Regions from separate parts of the Homo sapiens genome. Here regions 2, 3, 4 and 5 are each linked to region 1. The links are chromatin loops, found by intact Hi-C in ENCODE. Cell type or tissue: IMR-90. All regions are shown on one strand.

What was found. A loop is a pair of places that touch in the nucleus more often than their neighbours do. Peaks named below come from ENCODE experiments on the same cell type or tissue, not always from the same donor. Only the 100,000 strongest peaks of a DNase experiment are listed, where the experiment ranks them.
Region 2: a loop joins it to region 1, with 5 times the contacts of the local background. A loop is called at or near these places in 2 of 110 quality-filtered maps.
Region 3: it touches region 1 in a loop (10-fold over the local background); 93 of 110 quality-filtered maps call a loop at or near these places.
Region 4: a loop joins it to region 1, with 9 times the contacts of the local background. A loop is called at or near these places in 37 of 110 quality-filtered maps.
Region 5: it touches region 1 in a loop (5-fold over the local background); 5 of 110 quality-filtered maps call a loop at or near these places.

What each region holds. Positions count from the first base shown.
Region 1 is chr2:100,240,209-100,245,208 of GRCh38, forward strand. All of the region lies in intron 1 of LINC01104 (long intergenic non-protein coding RNA 1104), which reads left to right. Among named protein-coding and RNA genes, the nearest start is that of LINC01104, 34 kb to the left of the region's middle. In IMR-90, a CTCF peak has its summit at 2,906 (motif pointing left); DNase peaks (open chromatin) are centred at 2,393, 2,873 and 4,853; H3K27ac peaks cover 748 bases.
Region 2 is chr2:99,878,299-99,883,298 of GRCh38, forward strand. The region is part of intron 7 of AFF3 (ALF transcription elongation factor 3); the gene reads right to left. Among named protein-coding and RNA genes, the nearest start is that of AFF3, 260 kb to the right of the region's middle. In IMR-90, no CTCF peak of the experiment used is centred here; DNase peaks (open chromatin) are centred at 883, 2,083, 2,533 and 3,813; H3K27ac peaks cover 4,460 bases.
Region 3 is chr2:99,557,331-99,562,330 of GRCh38, forward strand. AFF3 (ALF transcription elongation factor 3) reads right to left here. Exons shown (of 25, transcript NM_001386135.1): 21 at 3,035-3,106; 22 at 1,545-1,638. Among named protein-coding and RNA genes, the nearest start is that of REV1, 70 kb to the left of the region's middle. In IMR-90, a CTCF peak has its summit at 1,935 (motif pointing right); a DNase peak (open chromatin) is centred at 1,961.
Region 4 is chr2:99,725,308-99,730,307 of GRCh38, forward strand. AFF3 (ALF transcription elongation factor 3) reads right to left here. Exons shown (of 25, transcript NM_001386135.1): 11 at 1,770-1,821. Among named protein-coding and RNA genes, the nearest start is that of REV1, 240 kb to the left of the region's middle. In IMR-90, a CTCF peak has its summit at 679 (motif pointing right); no DNase peak of the experiment used is centred here; H3K27ac peaks cover 1,681 bases.
Region 5 is chr2:100,011,325-100,016,324 of GRCh38, forward strand. The region is part of intron 4 of AFF3 (ALF transcription elongation factor 3); the gene reads right to left. Among named protein-coding and RNA genes, the nearest start is that of AFF3, 130 kb to the right of the region's middle. In IMR-90, a CTCF peak has its summit at 2,671; DNase peaks (open chromatin) are centred at 147 and 2,727; H3K27ac peaks cover 4,643 bases.

The DNA.
Region 1 (5,000 bases):
CATAAATCTGCCTGTGACATCAAGTGGCATGCTAGAAAATATTATGAAATATGTCTCGAAGTCTATTACAGCCTCCTCTGAGCATTTTATATAAATCTTTACCTGCAAGAACAGTTCAGGGATAGAATCCGGACTCCACAGAAGACCAGAGCCTTTTCTCCGTGGCAGTGACATATTATTAGCATAACATTTTAAAAAATGCAAACTAGCCACTGGAGTTCCCAAGGCCTGCACCACCTTCCTAAGAAACAACATGTTTTCCATTCACACAAACAATCGCTGCCCTGGTCCTCGGCCCTGCACCGTGCTAGCCCCATCATCGGCAGCAACCCAGCTCCTGGGGTCAGCGGTGTCCCCTCCTACCAACTCCTGATGGCTGGCTTCCTCCTCACTCCGCCCATCCTTCTGAGAGGAGCCAGTCTGTGCCATGCACCTCCCATCCTCCACCATGGCCCTCTTGTCTTTAGTGACCAGTGAGTGATGTGCAGAGCTAGTTCATCGCACAGGCATCCCGCAGGCATCCTCCCTCACACGCGCCCATCTTTATTCTCTAATCTCTTCCTCCTTCTCATTCTCTTGTGACTCAAAGGAGTTTCTCCAGGAAAATCTCTTTCCATTTTCCATCCCTCTCTTCCTTCTGTTTGGGAGCTAAATACTAACCAAAATCAGGGGCGAACAATGTGGATGTGGCGTTGGTGATCATAGTGTATTGAGGAAAAGCACACACCACACCCGTGTTTTGCTGGGGAGGTCAATGCAATGATGCTCCCGGGCCTTCCATTTCTAAAGTTCTGGAACAGACCCAGAAGCACCTTTCAGTCTCAGTGCTGTCTCTAACGACCTCATTCCTTTTCTCCAAGGAAGCCTGCTTTCCTCAAGCGCCAGCATCCATGATGAACATTAAACATACTATTCTACTCCAGATGATTCCTTTTCTGTTGACTTTCAACGCAAGAGCCTTGATGTTTTTCCCAGGACAGTTTACTCAGAAGGGGGCTCAAGGTGTTTGTGGACTTGACTACAAGCTACACTAGTCATTGTTTATTCATAACACTCTTTCTATGGAGAATTGTGGTCTAAACACTGACCCGTTCCCCACGGTGGTCCGTGCTTGTGTGGATAACATCTCTTGTAACTCAACCCAGCTTCTGCAGCCTCACCACTGGGGCAGGAACCAGGTCCCATCTGGTGGCAACCAGCTTCACCCCGGAGTGAAGAACTGACAGTACCCTGCCTCAGGACCTCCCTGTGATGCCCAGGTGTGGGGCGCCTGAAACTGCTTCACATCCCTGTCACCTGGGAGTGCAGCAGAGTTCATACCCCGGAAGGAGCCCCTTGACCTGGGAGGCATGAGAGGGGAGTCATTGTGCTCCCTGGTTTCTCAATTGGCAGGTTCAGAAGATTCTTGAGAGCATCTATGACTGATTGTGTTGCCCAATTCCATAATGCCTATCCTCCCTGCCCTCTTTCCTGCCCCTCACTCCTACTGTTGGGGATTGCATCCCTGAATAAACCTCAATCCCATCAGCCCTTGTCTTGGGATGTACTTTAGGGGAAATCAGGCTGAGACAGGGTGTTTCTATGCATTTTCTGCTATAAGCTCATAACCATGGAGAACCAGGCAGGAACATGGCTTCTCAGAGCAGTGCTCCATAAGTGTGGCAGTTGCTTCATTTGGGTCCTCTGGGTGCCCGAACTAGAACTATATTCATGACGAACCCCAGAAGAGTTTTAATTAACGTGAGTGTCCCTAAAGACAATGAAAGGAATAGTTAGTATCTTTGCTCTAGAATGAAGACAAAAGACAGTTTGTCATCCAGTTGACTTCAACATAACATAAAGTCAGCTGTAGGTAACACAGAATGCTTCTGATATTAATGTTCAATTCCTCACACCAACAAACATGAGAACATCATTCACTGCATATGGAAAAGGTGCTATGTCTGTCCTGAGCTGGTCCAGACCACCTGCATTTCTCATTGCCTGGGTCTGCCTTTTCTCCTCTCTAGATTTTACTTACCCTGCAAAGCTTGTGTTGGGATGTCATTTCTAGGATCGGGTTTAGGCTGAGCCCCAGGGGTTTTACTGGTGGGACTGTGGAGAAGGCTTGATACCCTGCAGTACTCTCTGGAAAGTACCTTCCTCCGTTCGGAATCCCTGAGCTGGTGCCCCTTGCAGCCTGCACAGCTCTGGCCTCTCGCCGTGGATCTCATGGCCTCTGCTGCCAAAACTAGAGAGGAGGTTCATCCTCTGTCTCTTTGTGGAGAAGAGTCATTTGCTGACTGGGTGCTAGCTGAAAAGGGACTCCCCACAGAGCAAGAACAGCTGTCCTCTTGCTTCATGCACTCAAATTCCCTCCGTTGGGCCGCCCTGGGGATGCGCTGTCGGCCACCTCCTGCCTGATGTGGTGTGGGCTGCCCATGAGATGAGGCAGCTGTCCAAGGTGGGTGATGTGTGCTCAGACCTCCAGGAACCGGCGAATGAGGCCTCATGGAAAGAACGTGAGGTGGCGGTGGAGGGGAACAAGAGTGGGGAAATCCCTCCAGGCGGCCTCCTGCACCCCCAGGCTCTGGAGACAGCCTTCACTGGACGCTGGAATATCAGATGGGGTGAAGACAGAAAATGCTGTGCTGGCCTGGCCCTCCCACAAACACTCCAGTTTCACGGGCTGAAGAGGGTAAGTTGTGAATTCTGTTTCTTCAGGAATAGAGAAACCCAGATGCCAAGACCTGGAGGAGGCAGGAGGCTATGCTACTGTCTCCCCCACTTCTGGAAAGCACTGTGTGAGGTTTCCTCACCCCCAAAGGACAGGCCTGGCTTGGGCTCTCTGGAAGACACTGGCTGAAGGCCGGAGGGGGTGGCCTGGCTGTTTCAAAGCAGGAGAAGCAGGATGTGGCCTCAGAGTGCCACCTGGAGGCAGAGGCGGTGTAAACATGCAGAGAGATGCAGGCACAGGTGCCCCAGGGACAGAACATTCCTATCTGGACAGGGTCTGTCCTGCCCTCTGTCCCCACCTTCATTCATCTGCTCTGAGGAGGCCTGGGAGACCCCAACCTCACACCTTCAGCCTTGGACAGGCTCCAGCGGGGCCAGGGCCCTTCACCCGCGAGGGCCCAGGGACCACCTAGATGCAAGGAGAGCCCAGCAGGCCCTGTGCTCTGCCAACTCTTTCTGAACTTTTGTTTTCAGTTCTTTTCCTCACAGTCTTACCAAATGTTTCCCAGCCCCACACATTCTTAGACCTCAAGGAGGAAATGCTTATTTTTGTGAACTAAATCAGCACAGAGTAAGTAGGAAATCTCTATTTCTTAACTCAAATCTTATGACCTCCCTTGGTTCTTCTTTTGAGGAATCTACATTGTATCCAGCTACATGCATGTGTTGTTAGTTCCCCAGCATAATCATGGCCGGCTCAGAAAACATGATCATGAATCCCTGGTTCTAAAGTGTTCTCAGGTGCTTTCTAAATACGATAGGTCTTGTCCCCAGGAGAAATTTAATGCACCCATCTCCAAACTAACTTAAATACAGTTTCAAAACGTTGATGAATCACTCCTCTCCCCGGTTCATCTGTGGATGGATTAAAAGTCTATCTCTGGGCCGGGCACGGTGGCTCATGCCTGTAATCCCACCACACTGGGAGGCCGAGGCAGCCAAATCATTTGAGGTCAGGAGTTAGAGACCTGCCTGGCCAATATCTGACTGTAACTGTGTAAGAAGCCCTGAGTGGGAACCACCTATATAAGCCCAGGCAACCAACAGAATTATGAGAAATAATAATAAATTATTGCTTTAAACCACTGAGTTTTAGAATGATTTGTTACACCACTACAGATAACTGGATAAATGTAGTTCCCACTCAGGGTTTCTCACACAGTTACAGTCAGAGAGTGGCTGGGGCTGGAACCATCAAAGTCTTCCTTATTGACTTGCCTGGGCTCTGCTAGGGTGGCAGGAACAGCAGGGAACTGGTTGGGTATCCCTCTCTCCACGCTGCCTTTCCATGAGGCTAGCTTCAACTGAATTGCTATTGGGTTTTCAGTTAACTGAGGGAAGGAACAAGGAAGGATTTGCAGGGGGATCAAAACTAATTTAGGCTGTATCCCAGGGTGGCTCCCTCATCACAGCCTTGCTGGTCATTTCTCTGGTCATATCCTTCCTTGACCTCTCTAAAAGAAACACCTTCACATTTTAGGAATGGCGAAACCCTGTCTCTACTAAAAATACAAAAAAAAAAAAAAATTAACCGGGCATGGTGGCATGCACCAGTAGTCCCAGTGACTTGGGAGGCTGAGACAGGGGAATTGCTTGAACCTGGGAGGTGGAGGTTGCAATGAGCCAAGATCACATCACTGCACTCCACCTTGGGTGACACAGCGAGACTCCGTCTCAAAAAAAAAAAAAAATCTCTCTGTCTGTCCTATGCCCGAGGGTGAGGTACTGCAGCTGGTCCTGAGGAGCTGGTTCAGTTGTCTATAGCGGTAGAACAAATTATTCTAAAACTCAGTGGTTTAAAGCATAACTTACTATTATTTCTCACAATTCTGTTGGTTGACTGGGCTTATATAGGTGGTTCCCACTCAGGGTTTCTCCCGCAGTTATAGTCAGAGGGTGGCTGGGGTTGGAACTATCAAAGCCTTCCTTACTCATTTGCCTGGGCTCTACTGGGGTGGCAGGAACAGCAGGGGACCAGTTGGGTATTCCTCTCTCCATGCTGCCTTTCCACGAGGCTAACTTGGGCTTCCTCACAGCATGGTGGTCTCGGATAGCTGTACTCCTTACGCAGCCTCTGGTTTCCCCGGGCATGTTTTCTGAAAGGTCTGGGCAGAAGCTCAAGGCTTCTCATGACTCAGCCTCAGAAAACCCAGAAAGTCACTTTTACCTCATTCTACAGGCAAAGGCTAGGGCCAGCCCAGAATCCAGGGGATGAGGACTAGGAATTTGACTCTTTCAGAGAATGGAGGAGCAAAGAATGTGTGACCTTTAATGTGTGTCTTTAA
Region 2 (5,000 bases), 360 kb before region 1:
TGGGGAGAAACAGTTCTTGCAATGGAACGCTCTTCCCTGCCTGATTAGACTTAATCAGACTTTTTTGTACTTTAGGGTCAGGGAAAATTTTCAACCTGTAATCATGTACTTATTGGGACACACTAAGAGTTCATGATGGATTTTTAAACACCCAGAGCCTTCCAAATTAACTCAAAGTCTCATGATTTCTCCCTTTAATATGTTACTTTATAACAAGTAGATTTTAATAAAAATTAAGGGAAAAAAATTTCAGGTTTCTGCCAGGAGGCACTGACTTGTATTTCTTCCAAGTCTCATGCTCTCTGGGGGTATGCATCTACTGAATTCATAAAATAAAAACATAGTAAATGGTAAATGTAAATGTAAGAAGAGGTAAGACATTTCCATCAATTCCCTAAGAAAACTATCACCAAACTCTTGATTTGGAAATAATGAAGTCTCCCAAGTAAAAGTAAAAGGAGGGTTGGCTAGGGGATTCCCAATGCCTGCCAACAAAACCTGGTTTAGACTTTCTGTTTTAGAGCATTCTGGCCAATAAACTTCACAGAGATTTAAACAATAGCCCTTTGGATTCACTTTGGATTCCTTAAGTCCATGGACTGTCTTTCAAATATCTAAATGAAACTAGACAGAAGTTAGAAAAAAAACAACTAGATAACCCTAAGGCCACAAAATTAGGTAACTTCAGAGAGAAGATGTCAGAATTTTTTTATGTGCATCAAGTCTATACTCATGGGCAGCCCAGGAATCTGCGGGTAAGAAGCACTGAAGTGATAACTCATAGGGTTGAAAAAAATTCCGGAGCTGATCACGGTGAAGGAAACATAAAGCACGCAGTTCTAAAACTGTTTTCCAGATTGTATTCTTTAACAAAGATACCTATTATTTATGCTTTTGAAAAAAGTCAGTGACGTCCCTACACAGTTCATAATGAGTTCTGCAGATTCATGGAATTCCTTTCTTGAAATCATTTCCTTTCCCTGAACTTCTATGTTTATACCATCCATAGTATCACATCCATCTTCCAGCTTATTTAAATTCTGACTGTGAACAGGGACCATGTTTGTATCTTCTGGGCTGTGCTCATCAACTTCCTAGTAGCTCCATAAACGTGTATAACAACAATATTAATAATATTAATGAAGCACTACATTAAAAACTACAGCGTGTGTATCAGTATTTCTTCTATTTCCTTGAGGTACAGCAAGCAACCTTTGTAGAATTTCTCTATCACCTCGTGGGTAGGAGAATGAAAAGAGTTTCTCTGTCAAGATGATTTGGAGCTTTTGGATAGTTTGCTCCAAGTCAACAGGGTATAAAAGAATGGTCCTTATACTCTTGTGTATTTTGCCAAAGGCAGCAAAATAAATTAGTCATCATTTCACACGTGGCCAAGTTCACAAACCATCACATCTTGCCAACGTGCCCAAGGACCATATCTGTGCTCTGCGACCTAAATACAGAAACCCTAGTCTTAATGTCCACCACTTTCTTGAGTATTTTATGTCCTTTTTGATTACTATTAATGTCCATGGGAACAGATAAAGTAGCTACAAACTCTTTTAACAGGTATGAGTATCAGCTATCACTGTAACTTTCATTAAAATATAAAAACAGTTAAAAACCAAACAGAGCATCACTTTTTAATATTATCTAAAATAACAATAAAGGTGGTCAGATGGTTACGTGTTCATTTAATTGCTAATGAAGCCAGACCAATAAGTCAAAGCTGGATTCCCTGTAGAATATCGATTTGAAGTATTAGCAGCAAGGATCGTTTGGTAAGACAGATTTAAAATAGGAGTAAAGATTTTACTTTCCAAGGATTCATCTTTGAATTCTTGTGGGTGGTTGTTTTATTTCCAGCCTGCTAAAAACCATAATATCACCTGAAGCAAGCAGGCATGAGCCTGGAACGGGAGTGAAATGACAACGAAACATTTGTACATGTTATTAAAGCTAATGAAGCAAGACACGCACTGCCTGGTTTTGTGTCACGCGCCCCTGGAGAGCCCAACTGTGTTCTGGGGCTGGCTGTGGCATCTCCCCAGGATATGGCTCACCCTGAGGCCTCTGATTCAGCGGCAGAGCTGTTTTTCCCCTCGGGAAAGACCAAACAGACACCTGACCTTTTATAAAACCTCTAGGATGAATCACAAGTAAAGTTCTTTGGCATTCTGAGGTGGTGGGTGGAAATCAAGGCTTGACAGGCGGCCATGGGATGGGCAGCGTGGGCTGGCGCTATGGGCTATGCCATAGCGTGGAGAATCCCTCACACTAGGACCCCTGGCCTGCATGTCATCTGGCATCCAGAACTCCCACTCAATTTCCAAAAGGTGCTACCCACCCTGGAAAAAAATCTAGCCCACTGAGTAGCTGGGAAAATCCACAGCCAGGGAGACAGATGGCTCAGGAAGAAGCAATCTGGAATAATAGTGAGGGTGTGGGAGTTGGAGTGTAGGCTGGGCAAGGAGATCAGAGAGGAAAGAACGGGCATCTGTATGTGGCGACAGATGACGGAGTGCTGTTTGGGACGAGCAGTTGGAGGAGGCAAAGGAAATGGAAGTAATGTACTTATGCATAAGGGCTGTATCATAATTAGGAAAATTCCCCTTCTGTCTACCCCGCAAGTCCCACTTGGTTCAGATGGGGGCAGACAGCAGAGAGCACTTACTTCACGGAGGAAGCAGAGGCTACCCGCTATTCCAACAGGCTTTCTATTTCTGATAGAAACAAATCCAAACTGAGCTAATTTGTGTACAGCTGCAGGCAATATAAACACGGCTATTTAGAATTCTTTATAGAGTATAGGCCTTTGTACTCTATACTTCATGGAAGTTAATAAGTAGGTGTCAAACTCTGAATTAAAATTCCCAGAAGAGGACACAGCACAAAGGACAATAAAAATGATTTTTAAATAATCATAGGGATAAATAGCATCCACTTCTGACAAATGTAAGTGCTGGCATAAAATGTTATTAGGCTACAGAGATTGTCTTTTGTTCAGGAAGTATATTTTATTCTCCTGCCTCATCATTCATCATCCTAATGAGCCCTCAAAATGTAAATTAAATAGCAAAGACGGATTCATTTGAAAAGCATCTTTTCAAAAAAAAAAAAAAAGCTAGGTGTTAAACCATTTTTTCTACTTTTATTCTATATATTGTTTCATTTTTTCATTGAAAAAAAGCCCTCAGTACTTGAACACTTTATGGGGTAAGTTCATGCAATTCATATTTTCAGTAAACAGTTCATTCATTCTCCAGTACTATGGGATTGGTGATTTGAAAAGAAAAAAAAAATCGCATTTTAAAATGGTATGCCCTGTAAATGATGTTTGATCCGGAAAATCTGAGAAACCTGTGCACGCATTCACTTTTTTGTTTTATTCAGAAGTGATTTGGTCCAGGGAAACCCTCAATGGAAAAGGATTAGTGAAAATTTCAAACAGCTTTAGTTTACTGAACTGAATGCATTAATGGCTAAGCAAACACCAGTTCAACCATTAATGATAAAAGAAGAAGGTCATGAGCCAAATTAGTTGCAATTTCTTGTTATGTATTGATAAGAACATTACCCGTTCCTATGATGAATAGAGAAATCAGGGTTTTGTACTTGACCTGAATTTATGCATGAGCACACACAACAGAAGTGACTGAACAGCTCTGCTGGGGAGGCACCCAGGAAAAACACGCTGGGAAAGGAAAATAGCAGCAAATCATGTCTCATTTTGGCATGATTGGTCCTCATTTGCCTGTCTCTCTCTCTCTCTCTCTGTCTCTCTCTCTCTCCCCCTCACTCTCCCCACCCTCTCTCACTGCAACCCATAAATCATTCTTCGCATTCTTTGGCTGTTCCTGCTTATGTGAGAGAGCTCAGCTCCCAGCTCTCTGTGGGTGAACATATATAAAATGAAGACACAAGTAACTGCACTGTTGAGGTTTGCCTGATGTCCAGGGAACAGCCATTAATCTGCACAAGGGGGTTTCAAAAGCCCCACTCTGCCGAATAAATTATCGTTAACCAATCTAGGCATTCTAAAGACACTATATTTTTATGAGGTCAAATGTTGCAGAAATATCCCAGAGGGAGGGTAGAAACTATCCAGCTGTGAAAGAAGCTAGTGACAGCACTGCACAGAAGCCTGGGGGGTCCTGCAGTGGCTACAGACCGGCTGCAGCCCTGGCTGAAGCACATCCTCAGTCTGCCTGGTTCATGAGGACTGCTGCATTTGGGAAGCACTCATCCCTCACAGCAGTGCCCAATGCAGGCTCACCTCTAGAGAAGGGGCATCTCTCTTGGAAGGTCTGGCTGATGAAAGAGCATATCATGACAGACAGGAGCTCATGGTAAAGCCTGCATAATCCACTGGCCATCCTGTTCCAGTTTACTTACTCAGTTATTTTTAATGGAGAATTTTCTTTTTAATGTGACAGAACTGAACTCAATGCAAGGCTCAAGGCTGTCGTCATGACAGTTGCCCACATAAAGAAACTGTAGTCTGGGCCCAAGGCATGGCCCTAGCAATTTCCCAGTAATGCACATTTTGACGGGCACATCAATTGGTTTATGATGTAAGAACAACACTAATTAGTGAGGAAGAAGCCAATGTCCTGTGTTGATAGGGCCCGGTGCAGTTTAAGTGATGAAGTGAACGTTACTTCTAACAAAGGAAAACAAGGTATTATTCTGCACAGATATTTAACTCTGAAGAAGTGTTGAACAATGATAGATGTATTTTAAAGTGGAATTGAAGCTTCATCCACAGTTTAGGAAGAGAACTGGCTAGGATATCAATAAATTGTTTTATATTTGACCCCAGGCAGGAAAAACAACATGCAACCCAGGGAAGGGATGGTGCCTTGCTGTGAAATATGTGCATTTTAACCTTTGCAATATGTTAATAATTAATATGAATTCACACCAATACGATATCTTCATAAAAACACAGAACTCTCATGTATAAAACCTTTCAAGTATAAAAGAAATAAGCTACCCCC
Region 3 (5,000 bases), 680 kb before region 1:
GTGCAGTGGCGCCATCTCTGCTCACTGCAACCTCTGCCTCCCGGGTTCAAACGATTCTCGTGCCTCAGCCTCCCTAGTAGCTAGGATTACAGATGCCTGCCACCACGCCTGGCGTGTTTTCTACCCATTCTGTATGTATTAGTGGGCTGCAGAGAATATTAAGAACTTGTATCCCTTAAAAGTTTGTTGTAGCCCCTGGCGGCTTACAGAATTCAGCTTCCTTCTTTATTCAAGCATTTTCCTTGACTGTAATAATTCTCTTTAGTAGTAGATCTTACGTTCTGGATTTTTGAACACTATTGATGTTGACTTTAGGCACCTGAAGGAAAGGGAAGGCTCAGTGCTGGTTCTTGTCCTGAAGACACAGGACGGTCAATGGGCTGAGAAAGTGATGTCCATGGCCTAGCACCTGGTTACTCTACATGCACAATTGGAAGGCAGTGTGCTGAACATACCCCAGGAACCCCCAGCACAGCCTGGCCATTAGAGATCACCTCTAGAGGAGGTTGGGCATGAACAGATCTCAAATGATGGTTGTGTATCTGACAAAGGGCTGTTGGAGATAGAGACGGCATAATTTCTAGTTTCTATAGATAAACAGAGAAGAGGACCAGAAATCTCAAATTAATTATTAATGTAAGGTCGACCTCACAACAGTACATCAGCGAAGGCTTTTAAAAATTTATTCTCCCAGTGAAAATAATTTCATTCCCTGAGATAAGTAAAAGGTGGCATGGTTTGCAATTTTATCCCTATAGCTACACACTGCTATCTACTGCTTCTGAGTTCTAACAAGCCATCTCTTACCATTTTAAATAACGCCATTAAAAATTAAATAAGCTACTAGAGACTGGCTAAGAGGGAATGGCTCTAAGGGGTTACTTCTAAGGAAAAGAAGCTCTAAGTGAGCATGAGGAATTTATGTTAGCTATAAAGATGAATTTCCTAGGACAGTGGAACGAGTAACTGGATCTTCTTTCTCTTGAAGCCATAAAAATACCTGGACAAGGCTGGGCGTGGTGGCTCACACCTGTATTCCTAGCACTCTGGGAGGTGGAGGCGGGGAGATCACCTGAGGTCAGGAGTTCGAGACCAGCATGACCAACATGGTGAAACCCCATCTCTACTAAAAATACAAAATTAGCCAGGCGTGGTGGTGTGCGCCTGTAATCTGAGCTACTTGGGAGGCTGAGGCAGGAGAATTGCTTGAACCCAGGAGGCGGAGGTTGCAGTGAGCCGAGATCGCACCATTGCACTGCAGCCTGGGCAACAAAGAGTGAAACTCTGTCTCCAAAAATACATAAAAAAATAAAAATAAAAAAATAAAAATACTTGGACAAGAAGGCAGGGAGATACATTAGATGGGCTCTCAAAGGTCCATTCTGAGGCCTGAAAGCCACAAGTGTGGCATAAATGGGGTTACCTTGGGGACCAGAGGTGACCTGCATTAACCCCAAAGCAATGGAGTCTACCAGGTGCTTCACAAATTTGACAGGGAGACAAGTGAAATTAAGGAACAATTCTGCTCATTCACTAGACAGTACCTTGAAATAGTCGATTAGTGCTTTTGAATACTTTACAGCGTGGTCCCTTTTGAGTCGAAACATCCGCCAGTACAGGAGGGCCAGGCATCGGTAACTGCAGGCGAAAAGAGAAACAGGCCCAGAAGCGGCTGAGTGCGTCGTGCGCAAACAAGACTTAAACATTTTTGTTGTTGTTCTAAGGTACTCAATAACAATACCTTGTTTCTACATAGGAAATCTTTCTATACGTGCATATAATGTCTGTGAGGGAACATCTTTTGTCCAAAAATAGAATTCAAAATTCCAAGAAGGTATTCCATAAATACATTTATCACTAGATAATTTTACAGCATTAGGTGAATCACTCTGTTGGGTCACAGGGGCCGGCCGCTTCCTTCTTCCACCACGAGAGGGCGCTGTCTCTCCACGAGAGGCGCGAGGTAGCTCTAGTACGCAGCCTTCACTGCTTCGCGGGCGAGCCCCGCTCTGCGGAAAGGACGACGCTGCCACCTGATGTTACTGAACTATAAGCAGCTCCACTAAAGTCACAAACATGAATGTACTTTATAAACAACAAAAACACTATGCTGGGAATAGGTGCCATCATTATAAACAACAAAAACACTATGCTGGGAATAGGTGCCATCATTTTATTATTTCCTATAATATTTTGTATACTTATTTATATATCAGTATTCTATCTTATATAATCATATTATTGTCATTTAGTGTATTATTCCAATATGGGACTTAAAGTTTGAAAGGGGCACAAAAGGCGTTTCTGAGACTTATCCTCTCTTCCTTGGAGCTCTTCACTCAGTTATTTGCTAACTCGGATCTGATGCTGACATCCAGAATACCAACATTCTGGGTGCAATGGCACCATCTCCTCCTACCAACCAAATCCAGGACAGGTAACAATTTGAGACCTTTTTTGTGTCTGTTGCTGTTATTATTATTTTTTAATTCAACTGTCTTTATTTCACTGCTTGGTAGACATGTATTCTATCAACATTCTCTGCCTTCCACCTACTGATGAGTAAGAAAGGGCTGACAGGTAAAGGAACTATAGGTTACCCGATCGTTCCCTTTTTTCTGTGGCATCATTTTCAAAGTAAGCGGCTGCGCCGGGTGCGATGGCTCACGCCTGTAATCCCAGCACTCTGGGAGGCTGAGGCAGGCAGATCACTTGAGGTCAGGAGTTCAAGACCAGCCTGACCAACATGGTGAAACCCCATCTCTACTAAAAATACAAAAATTAGGCCGGGCACAGTGGCTCATGCCTGTAATCCCAGCACTTTGGTAGGCCTGTCGATTTTCAATCACTGTGAATTCAGATCATGTATAGTACGGCAGCAAAAAATGGTCTGGACTTTCCCTGGTCATTAGAACTGCTCTGGGGCTTTGTATGTTAGAAGACATTGGGCAAACACTATGCCTTTCAGCACCTGGTTTGCCAATGATGGCATGCGAGGCTGGGGCTGCTATTCTAAGCGGAGATGGGCACTCACCATAATGCAGCCAGTTGTTTGTCTTCTGGTGTGGCATTGGGGCCTGAGTGGGTTTTTAGTCTCATAGCATACCTTAGAAAAAGCGGGGAGGAGGAATAGAATAAAAAACATAAAAAGCAAAGAAATAGTAAAACTAGCTTTTTTATTAACAGAACTTCTATGATGGTAGTTCTCCCTGCCTGATCCTTAGCTTTTCATAGTACTTGCTGATAATTCTTTCTTAAAAGCTAGCTGGTGCTGCTCCATTTTCCCAAGTATTACATTACTGTGATGACTAGAACAGCTACTTTCTGCTCTTTAACAGTACAAGTTCAAATGCTACAGATTGTCGGGAGTGATACCAGTTCAAGAACTATTCATGTATATGCTAACATGTCCATTTTTCCACATTTTGATTTATGGCTGAGTGTCTGACAGATGGAGGTGAAGTTCTATCCTTCTGTGCTTACCTCCAGAAGAATTTCCATCCTGGGTATGCAGAGGAATGCTTAGATTTACCCCTCTTTCTTTGTTATGTAACTTTTACTTTGACAGCTACATAAGTGTCCTGAGTACATTTTTAATCTCTGTTTGCTTCTACAGACAGATACTACGAGAAACTAGTGGCTTTTATGGACTGCACTTAATTCCATTTATTTTTCTGAACCAAGGGGACTGTGGCCATTGCTTTCTCCCAACAACATACCAAATTACATATGCAGACTCTTTGAGAGAGCTGAGGCAGTATGTGTAATGATCAGATTGTCCTAGGTTCAAATCTCAGCTCAGCGACTTATAAGTTGTAAGTGCTTAGACAAATGTATTAACATCTTTAAGCCTCCATTTCCTTATCTATAAAATAAGACTAATACTGCCAATCACATAACATTGTGTTAAGAATTAACTAAGATAGCGTTTGTAAAGCTCTTGGGATAGTTGGCTGGCTTGTAAATTGCTCAAGAAACATACTGTTATCATCGCACTATCTCCTCAACATGCAGACTTGTAGCATTTTTCAGTGTTATCTCTTTGCATAATTTTTACAGCGGTTGCTCTGGATTTTACAATATACATGTAATTTATTGGTATCAACATTTTATCACTTTGGGATAGTATGGAAGTCTTACTTCAATTTAGATACCTTTACCTTCCCCACTTAAAAATAGCATTGTCTTGAGTATCAGATGGTGGTATAATTTTTTATTGTTTTGTTTTGTAGCAGTGGGGTCTTACTATGTTGTCTGGGCTGGTTTCAAACTCCTGGCCTCAAGCTATCCTCCCAGCTTGGCCTCCTAAAGTGCTGTAATTACAGATGTGAGCCACTGTGCCTGGACTGCTGGTATAATTTTTGTTTCAATCCTCAAACCTGGTTTATAAACTCATAAGGAGTAGTTTATTGTATATATATCTATGTGTCTGTTCTTCCTTCTTTCCCAATGCTCCCATATTCCTTCTTTTGTCATTTTATTTCTGTTTGAGAAACTTCTTTTAGCCAGTCTTTAAGGGTGGGTCTTTTAGAGACACATACTTGTACTTTTCCTAAATCTGAGGCTATCTTTATTTCCCTTCATTCTTGAAGAATAGTTTCACTGACTCTAGAATTCATGGCTTCACAGTTCCTTCTTTGAACCCTTGGAAACTGTCACGCCACTCCCTCCCAGCCTGCATGGTTTCAGAGAAGCCTGCTGTCATTCGAATTGATTCTCCCCTGCAGATAATTATCGTTTCTCCCTGGCTGCTTTCAGGATATTTGGCCTTTAGTTTTTGGAAATGTAATCATGGTGTGTTTTTGCATGCATTTCTTTGGGTTTATCTTATTTAGGTTTTTCTCTGCTTCTTAAATCTGTAGGTTTATGTCTTTTGACAAATTTGGCAAGTTTCAGCCATTATTTCTTCAAATACTCTCTCAGTCCTACTCTCTATTCCTCTCCTCTGAGACTTCCATGACACAAATGTTGGATTTTTTCTTATTGTGCTTGAGGCTGTG
Region 4 (5,000 bases), 510 kb before region 1:
GGTACAGAGTAAAGCAAACCAGTGCTTTTAGGCAATAAACTTTTTATTTTTTTATTTATTATTTTTGAGACAGTCTTACTTTGTCACCCAGGCTGGAGCACAGTGGCATGATCCTGGGTTTAAGCTATTCTTGTGCCTCAGCCTCCCGTGTAGCTGGGATTACAGGTGTCTGCCACCACACCCAGCTAATTTTTGTATTTTTAGTAGAGACGAGGTTTTGCCATTTTGGCCAGGCTGGTCTCAAATTCCTGGTCTCAAGTGATCTGCCTGCCTCGGCCTCCCAAAGTGTTGGGATTACAAGCGTGAGCCACTGAGCCTGGCTGGGAACGGACATTTTAGAAATACGTAAGGGAAGGAGAACTTTAGAAGCACATCCAACTGCCTTAACCAAATGGGTGCCTACTGAATGTGATTTTTAACTATGTAAAATTAAATGTAGGATGCTAGTCACTTTCCAACATACTTTGTATATTCTTTGTCAGTCTTTAAAATAATTTCATTATTGAGAATTTGAAAAAATTGTTTCTACAATTAAAACTTTTATAAAATAATTTATTAAAAAATACAACTTCCCCCAAATAGCTTACATTCTGGTTGCATGAATTTTTATGCAGTTTCTACTGTTACTCAAAAGAACTGAATTTTCAATGATTCTACCCTTTTCAGTTCTCTAGAATGCCTCCAGATGGCATTAAAAGCCTTTCCCATTATATTTTACAACACAAAAAAATTAAAAATTAGTAACATTTTAACCATTTAAGACCAGTCACATTCATTATAACATCTGAAAGCAGGACAATGGAACTATTTAAACTTTTAGGGAAGTATCTTAAGAAAGACAAACATATAATCATATCTCTTATGAAATACACAGCTCTCCTATTCAAGCCAAAGGATCTTTCTAGACAAAGAAACAGATTTTGGACAAAATAAGACACTCAGTATTTTACCACAAACTGATTTCCAATCAACAGCACTTAAAAAATGCTGTTTTTTAAAATCCTGATCCCCATACAGATAAATTCACAAAGCCTATCTTATAATAAGAAAACACATGCCACTGCTCATAAGTGATAAAAATAAAGATTTTTAAGGAGCAAACCTGTTATTGACTCTTATGGAACTAAAATAAAGTCACTTGTTAGCTCATGAATTTTTTAATTTAAATGTTGGTATATCAATTTGGCATCAAATTAATCAGTAAAAATATATTTGGATTCCTTGAATATTGAGAAGAAACAGACAAAACATAGAGTGAGGAGCACATGTTTTATAAGGGCCTTTTCTTATGTTTTTAAAACTGCTTTTGTTAATTCAAAAAAGAAACTCTTGAGATTCCAGAGATATCGATAATTGTGCTTTTCACATAATTCCAAGGTGAGGTTGCAGATGGCAAGCTTCTGAAATGACCTTGTTACTGCACAGCTGTGTGGGACAGCATACCTCCCAGTTTAAGTGTGAAAAGTTCTGCAATTCTTAAGATGATGCTGAAAGTCTCCAACCAAATCCCCCCAGCATACATGCTCAAATCTCATTACATTTCTACTTCATAAAGAGAAGCATTTGCATTTTTCAAGATTCCTCTTACTCTGCTAAAGCATAAAAAATGCATCTGCACCCAAAGCATTTAGAAAGACATTATCATGAGAAAAGAGAACCATGGGCTTCCTTCCATCATCATTATTACTATTACAAGATACTTGCACTATCTCATTTTATGAGGCATATTTAAGAACAGGCATCTCTGATAGAAAATGAAAGAAACTTACGATGTATTCGATGTGCCATTGTCTGGACTCTCTGGCTCTGCATCACCTTTCTCTTAAAAAGGAAGCAGAAAAAAATACCGACATATGAGTCTTACAGTCTTTAAGATTTAAGAGAGATTAAATATATTTCCATGCTCCTATTAACAATCTTTCAAAATGTGTAGCAGGAGGCTTTTAAAACATCTTTTATTGTCTGAGAACCGGATTTGCAAAATAATTTCTTTTCTGCAATGCAACTGCCCAGGCACAAATCTGTGAGTAGGTACTGAGGAGCTATTTGCAAACAACCAGAGGCTTGGAGTGGAGACTTTGCCAGAAGATGAATATCTTACAGATGGAACCTGTTTCCTTCCACTTCACTTTACAGAAAATTTCAGGAAATAAATCCATTGGCATTCTATATCCAAGGCACTTTGAACTTTGATTGCTTCTGCTAACATAAGCCAAACCAGGTCAGGCTGAATCAGAACTTGGAGGAAAGAATTTTTTTTTTTTTTTTTTTTGAGGCAGAGTCTCACTCTGTCACCCAGGCTGGAGTGCAGTGGCACAATCTCGGCTCACTGCAACCTCCACCTCCCGGGTTCAAGCAATTCTCCAGTCTCAGCCTCCCGAGTAGCTGGGACTACAGGTGCCTGCCACCACACCTGGCTGATTTTTATATTTTTTGTAGAGACAGGGTTTCACCATGTTGGCCAGGCTGGTCTCGAACTCCTGACCTCAAGTGATCTGCCCGCCTCGGCCTCTCAAAGTGTTGGAATTACAGGCGTGAACCACCACGTCCGGCCAGGAGGAGAGAATTTTTACTGAACACTGAGGTTGCACTGTAGGTCCCAAGATCCCCCTATTTTATACCCCATAGAGAGCCCTGGTGGCAGGTTTTGGGGCCCCTAGCTTAAAGCAGAATGAGATGTAAACCAGAAATCCTTTCTGACCATCTGAAAGGCTAGTTAAGGAAATGCTTCTGTGGGCTGTGATCACTGAGGAATTAACGAGTTGTACGTAGTTGGGGGAGCTTGGAACCAGTTCACTTCTTGTAGTTTACAGTAGGCTTAATGTAATTCCTAATCCTTAATCAATTGGTGGTTTGAACCATGCATCCTCATTCTGTAAGGAGTTTCTTTGTATTTCCTTGAGGCTTGGAGATGGAAGAAGTCACTGATAACTGAGAGCGTGGGCTCGTGTGTTTCCTGATGGTTGTGCAGAGCCAATACACCCCAGAGAAGGCTGTGAGTTGCAAGAAATAGGACTGTGGTAGTAACTTGGTTTGCTATGCTCTTTCAAGTCAGGCCTGGAGATCTCTAGAATCCCTTGGTCTACTGCTCACGTCCTTGGGCCCACACATTGTACCATACCCCTTTTGTCAGCTGTCAACATTAGCTTGTCGTCACCTAGTCCCAGGAATGACTCCCTAAATTACATAATGAACATATCCCAAAGGTATTGCCCAAACTGAACTCAAAAGCAAACTTTATATGTCCTTCTCTTTTTCTTATAGGAATAAACAGTTGTGAGAAAAAGAAGACACAGTTTCTACAGTTCGTACATCTATCTCAGACATTTATCCAGTGCCAGAACAGCTATGAGGGACTTTGGCTAAAAGCTGGTCAGATGAGGGGGAAAAACAAAAAAGCCACAAAATCTATTTTAACTGCCTTGATAACAAACATTGATTAGGCAGGGCCTCAATACATATAAAACCATGTTGGAATAAAGGCTAAAGTAGCAAATTAATAAATTTGCTTTAAAGCTCATTCTTGTATATTTTCTTTTGTCTTCCAGGCAAGGTCTGTGGTGCACTCATTTAGGAGGCAAATAAGGCCTGTTCAACTGGTTTCAGTGCTGGAAAATAATTTAGTACTTTGCAGAAACATTTTTTCCATGGACTAACCACAATCCCTCTTGTAATCCTAAAATAGAGAGTTATAACACCTGCATTATATAAGACAAAACTAAATGGAAGTATATTTTTTTTCTCAAATATATGGATCCTTTCCCCCAACCTGCTTTAATTTGGTGAAACTGGTTACTTTCCCCAGTCTCTAGCCTGCAGTAGTTACCACATTCCATCTTAATGAAGAATGTAAAACAGCAGGCTTGGAAGCAGCAGGCAATGGTAAAATTCCCAAACAATTTATGTCAGAAAACAGGAAATTGAAAATAAAAACGAAGGCATTGTTTGGATGTTTGAAGAAATATGTTTTGCCTTGACCAATCATGCTGCCCAAGTCTTCAGCATGGGGACAGATGCGCAGCTGATTATCTTTGCTCTTAGCAGCACTTATGTTGTGGCAACAGGGCAAACAGAATAGGTTCTGGCAAATAGGAAGGATATAGTGGGGCCAAACAGGACATGGTGAACAGTCTGAGAGGGAGTGTTCTCAGCAAATTCAGTGCTGATAATGAATTTGCCTTTCTGGGGGGAAAAGTAAGCTGGTCAGGAACGAGATGGGATTAAAACTATTTTTGTCCTTCAGAAAGAATAAAACACAAAGCTTCCCCCACATCTTGAAATTTTAGGTGATGAAATTTCTGAAGTTAACTTGAAATGTTTAAGTGTATACACCACTGAGAATTATGGTCTCTTTATTAGGACCCAAGGGAAAATGATGAATGTAATGGAACATTCTAGAACATTAGTACAAATTTTTTTTTTTTTAGTTGGGTGTGCAGGAGATGTTTCCCACCCCGCCCCCTGCCCGCCCCACCATCCAAAGACAGCTGTCTCCAGGGTCCTCCTGTTTGTGTCAGCTGTTTTCATGATGGATATTTCATGATGGACCAATGTTTCACACTGGTCTCTTTGGGAGGGAATCTGCATTGGTCATTAATAAGCTGGGTGCAGGGAAGCCATTTTACATGCGGAAATACAATTACAGAGAGGAAGAGGGGAAAAAATGAGCCACGGAAAGAACTATATATGCAAATATATATGCATATATGTAAATATATGTAAAATCTATGTATCTATGTGTATTATACACTTTCAATTTGACAGTCCATATTTGTCTGGCTGGGCCTTCCACATTGCCTAACATACACTAGGTGCTCAGTATGTGTCTTCTGTTCTGATGCCCTGTCACTAATACAGAATTCCATGCTGCAGTGGGAAAAGATGCTTAAGGTACCCTCGCCAGTGAGACGAAATATACAGTTTGAGATATGAAACAGCTTGCTGACTCCAATAGGTCACTTAAAAAATTATAACAGTTACCTTTTTAACGCAATGTACAG
Region 5 (5,000 bases), 230 kb before region 1:
TACATAGCAGGGACTCCCACACACATGCTTGCTGCCCTCAGTCAGGTCAACCCAACCAGACACACAAGACTGGTGTGATGCACGAAGTGGCCTCATGTAAGATGGAGCAGGCAGGTGGTCATTGAGAATGATTTCTGGGCTTCTCAGAAGGCCCCCATGCCCAAAATAATACCTCCTGCATCTGCTGGCTGATGACTGAAATTCCACAACTAGAGAGTCATTCCTCTGGTTTAAGATGTCTTCACCCCTGCAAGAAATATAAACACCACAAGAAGCTGAAACACTTTAAACCTGATTAGCCTTGAGTATCTTAGCGTGCATGAGTCTGTCAGCATATTTTCCAGAAGCCGAGGGGAAAGAATCCAAGATCCCGGAGGGTCAGAACGGGAGGCAAGCTGAACAAAGGAAGGGACAACAGTAGATGCAGCCATGAAAACAGATTCATAAACTCCACTTATTTTTCAGTGTGGCTTAAATGTTTAAGACAAAGGCAATAGGATAAAAACCAAAATTAATTAGGCAGATATCAGACCCAATACATTTCCAGGGTCTGGGAGTTATGAGTCATGTCCTACTCTGAAAATGTTGGAGGTGAGAGAAAAGATGCTCCTCTTTAACTAAACCTGCCTCATCCCCCAACCCCTTTAAGCTGAAGGATACCCCAAAGCACTCCAAGATGCTTTATAAAGCATCCAGATTGCTAGATAAAATCCACTAATGAAGTTCTACCCGCATAACCAGCCTACAGCTCCTACTACCAAGAAGGAGTGAACACCCTCAGGACCACTTACTCATAATCTTCTAATAGAAATCCACTAGTCGTCTTTTCAGGGGCCTGCCATCATGCTCGTGCCATGCTTCCACACCATAAGATGAACCCAGAATGACTCAAAATGGCAACGTCCCCACTTCTTCAAAGGAGAGGAAAGGAAACTCAAAAAGAAAGGCAATGCCTTCCCTTTGGTTTCTCTCCTCCTTCCTTGGTGGGTAGCTCTGTAGCCTCCACTGAGCTGCTTCTTAAAACTAACCTACCCATTCCTTCTCTTTAACTAGAAGCACAAGCCCCCCACCACATATCATTTCATGGCTAGGGAGCTAAAATGTCACTTGCTTAAAGCAGATGTCACTGTAAGAGAAAGGCTGGGCTTCCCACCCCCTGTATCTCCCTAAGTGTCTGAACTCTCACCTTTCTACCAATACTAAATGTTTTGACTCATAAAGACAGTAGCTTCTCGACAGTGAGCCCCCATCCCACTAATTACAAGTGAAAATTGTGCCGGTGCTCACCAGCCTGCAGAGTGCCTTTCTCTTCATCTCTTGCCATGAAAGCTTAGCCCTCTTCGTCCCCCTGCCATTTGAGCAATGTGAAGATCATGCTTTAAAAGCAAAGAAAGCTTTCGCCTGACAAGCTGAAAGTCAGGTCAGCTTCCCCTGGGATGGCTGACTTAGGTCTAAGAGAATTCCAATTCCCGGCATGCCAACATATACATTAAACTCAAAATGTGTTGCACGTTATGAGTTATGTTTCTTTGTTACTAGCAGATGGTAAAAATTTCTATCATCTGCAAAGTTGCTCCTATTTCCATAAAAATTACAAAAATCACATTCCTCAAATGTATGTCACCAAATGTATTTATTTATTTTGCATGAAAGTGGAGGTAGCCAACTGCTTCAATATTATTTATCATTTGTTGCAGATGCATAACATTCCCAGAAAATAAACCTTTTTAATCAACTCCTTTTAAAGGGCCTATTTATTTTTAGAATTAAAAAAAATAGCAAATAAAAAATGTAGTGAAAACATTTTTGATCATTTCTCACTTATTTGTTTTTAATCTATAAATTGCGGTATCTTGTAGAGCTCCAGCCAAGGCCAATTATGGTGGTTAAGTAGAAATAGACGTCTAAACATGAAACTGTCATCATTTCCAAAATTCATCTATTCTTGATCATACGGTAACAGCATGAAACTAAATAAAAGTAACATCTATGAGCCCGATGGCTTTTCTCTTCCATTGAGCTCAAAACATTTCACCTATATGTCCCTTAATTATCCTCACAATGCCCCTTGGAGAAAGACACTGATGGTGAATATTATGACTAGGTTAACTCTTTTAAAGATCAAGAAACTTAGGATAAGAGTTTGATCATCAAAACAATGTCATAAAGACACACTGTGTAAAAGGAACAGCAATGTCCAAAGTACCTTACTCAGCTCTGCCCAGAGAACAGGAGCTATCCTGGAGCCAAGAAGTGGTGGCACCTCTTAAACCCTGATGTCTGACAAGCCCAGTAGTGAGAAGTAGTTAACATGAGCCCCAGAGGCAAAACAGGAATAAATGAAATAAGGCAAGCTATTTCCCAGTCAGACAGAGAGAACCATAAGGAGAATTCTGGAATAAAGTCTCAGCTGTTATAATTTTTTACAGCCCCCAACTGACAAAGGATAGAAATCAGTCTCTTTCCACAGCTCACACACAAAGCAGACCTATGTAACCTAGAATTGTGGAATGGAAGATAGAGAAGTGAATAAAAAAATAAAAAATGATAAGATTCTAAAGTTGCCCAGCGAGGGCTACTGATGTCACTATTTTTATCAAGTGCTACCCATTCATTAGCCTGCTCCAATCTCTCCCTAGGCTGCCCTACTGGTGAGAAAGGTGCTGGAGCCAGGACAGCCTGCCCTCTGGCTGAGTCACAGGTTGATTCAGCAGACCCAGCCAGCCAGGGGGGGATGACCTCCTTCCCACTGCACTCATCCACATGCAGCCTGATGAAATCTGATGAAATGCAGTTTGCTTGGAGCACTCGCTCCAAGCAAACTGCATTTCCCATGGAGGAGACTTTTAGGCAAGGGTATATGAAGCCAATTGTATCCCTTGACTAGAATCATCAAAATGTTTTATTCTTATTTTTAAAAAACTATCCAAACTACTGATATGTCTCCAGGGTTGTGGGGAGTCTAAGAAATAAGCAAATTCAAGGAGAAGAGAATGAACCACCTCTCACCTATCTTTTGGAAAAAGTTATCATGTTTTGCATGTTTTTAAAATACAGTCCTTTTCAAATAACAAAAACACAATTCACTTTCGTCCAAAAGCATTTTCTGAATACCACTGTGTCAGATACTAGGGAGACAGGGTCGTGATTGAGCCATCCTGCTGATGAGAAGACAACAGTCTGGGGCAAGGAGAATGGGGAAAAGGAAGAAGGGCACCAATTCACAATCAAACAATGTGAGCAGCCTGTGGTCAGGGCACTGGCAGGGGTAGCACAAGGAATCAGCATTGTTTCCTGCAGGAGACCAGCTTTGAGCTTGAGAAAACGGCAGGTTAAGGAGATGGAAAAGAAGAAGGGCTTAGAGGTACAAAATACATGGATTACTAGTAAGTGGCCTTTGGGAGTATATTCAGAGGCGGTTATGTTACTCTCTCCATACCTCCATACCACCTTGCTTCCTTTTTTTTTTTTTTTTTTTAGACGGAGTCTCACTCTGTTGCCCAGGCTGGAGTGCAGCAGGGTGATCTCAGCTCACTGCAACCTCCGCCTCCCAGGTTCAAGTGATTCTTTTGCCTCAGCCTCCCGAGTAGCTGGGACTACAGGCATGTGCCACCACACCCAGCCAGCTAATTTTTTTTTTTTTTTTTTTTTTTGTATATTTAGTAGAGACAGGGTTTCAGGACGTTAGCCAGGATGGTCTCGATCTCCTGACCTCATGATCCGCCTGCCTTGGCCCCCCAAAGTGCTGGAATTACAGGCGTGAGCCACTGTGCCTGGCCCACCTTACTTCTTTAACAAGGTGGAATTCCTCATTTAAAGTTTCATTTATGTGGTTTACCCACTGCTAACCTATCATTGCTACCTCACTCTAAACAGGTTCGTCTGATCCCTTCCTAAGAGCAGATTTGGTTTGGAGCAAATGCATGAAGAGTGGATGCAGAGGACACAGAGAAACACTCTCCCCCTTTTTACAGTTTATATCAGGCTGCCTCTAAGCAGCCTGGCCACAGAGAAGACAATCTTTTCAGATACTTTGAGACCTGACAACATGCTAACATGCTCCCTGGGCATGGACCTGGAGCCATGAGGGTGAGGAGGAAGAAGAAAAGGCATAAGGAGGAGAGAAGAACGTTCCCCAGAAACTCCCCTGCTCTCCAGAGCAGCAGCGTAAGCACTGTGTATAATTAAGGAAATTTAATCAAACACTCCAAATTTATAACAATTGTTTTAAATTTAATGAGTCAAACTAATTAACATCTCTTGTTATTTATAAAGCAAATGATAAAAATTAAAAATTGTTTTTTAAATTAGAGTAAAGCAAGGTTGCTGAAGTGTACTTGCAAATTCCCTTCTTAATCTATAGACATAGCTGGTGGACTGAAAGGCAGAAAGACAGTGAGCATGGGACAGAGGCAACTCAGACAGAGAAGGTGAGGCTGAAGGTAGAACGTGGTAAAAAGGCAAGAATCTCCCAACTGGAGTCTTTTGAAGCTCTGAGTTGTTGTGGTTGTGATGCTATAGGTGCGATGGTGGTGATAGTGGTGGTGGTGGTGATAGTGGCAGCAGAAGTACTGGCAGTAGTGTTGGTGGTAGTGATGGTGATGATGGTTATGATGGTGGTGGTGGTGGTGATGGTGATGATGATGGTGGTTATGGTAGCAATGGTGACAGTAGTGGCAGTGAAGGTGTTGTGGTAGTGGTGGTGGTGGTGGTGATGGTGATGATTGTGATAATGGTGGTGATGACAGTGATGGTGATGGTGGTGGTAGTGGTAGTGATGGTGGTGGTGGTAGCAATGGTGATGGTGGTGGTGATGGTGGTGGTGGTAGAGGTGCTGGTGGTGGTGGTAGTTGTGGCGATGCTGATAATGATTGTGGTTGTGATAATGGCAATGGTAGTGGCGGTGATGGTGGTGGGGGTGATGGCAGTGGTAGTGGTGGCGGTGGCAGTGGTAGTGGGGGTGATGATGGTGGTGGCAGCGATGGTGACAGTGGTAGTGA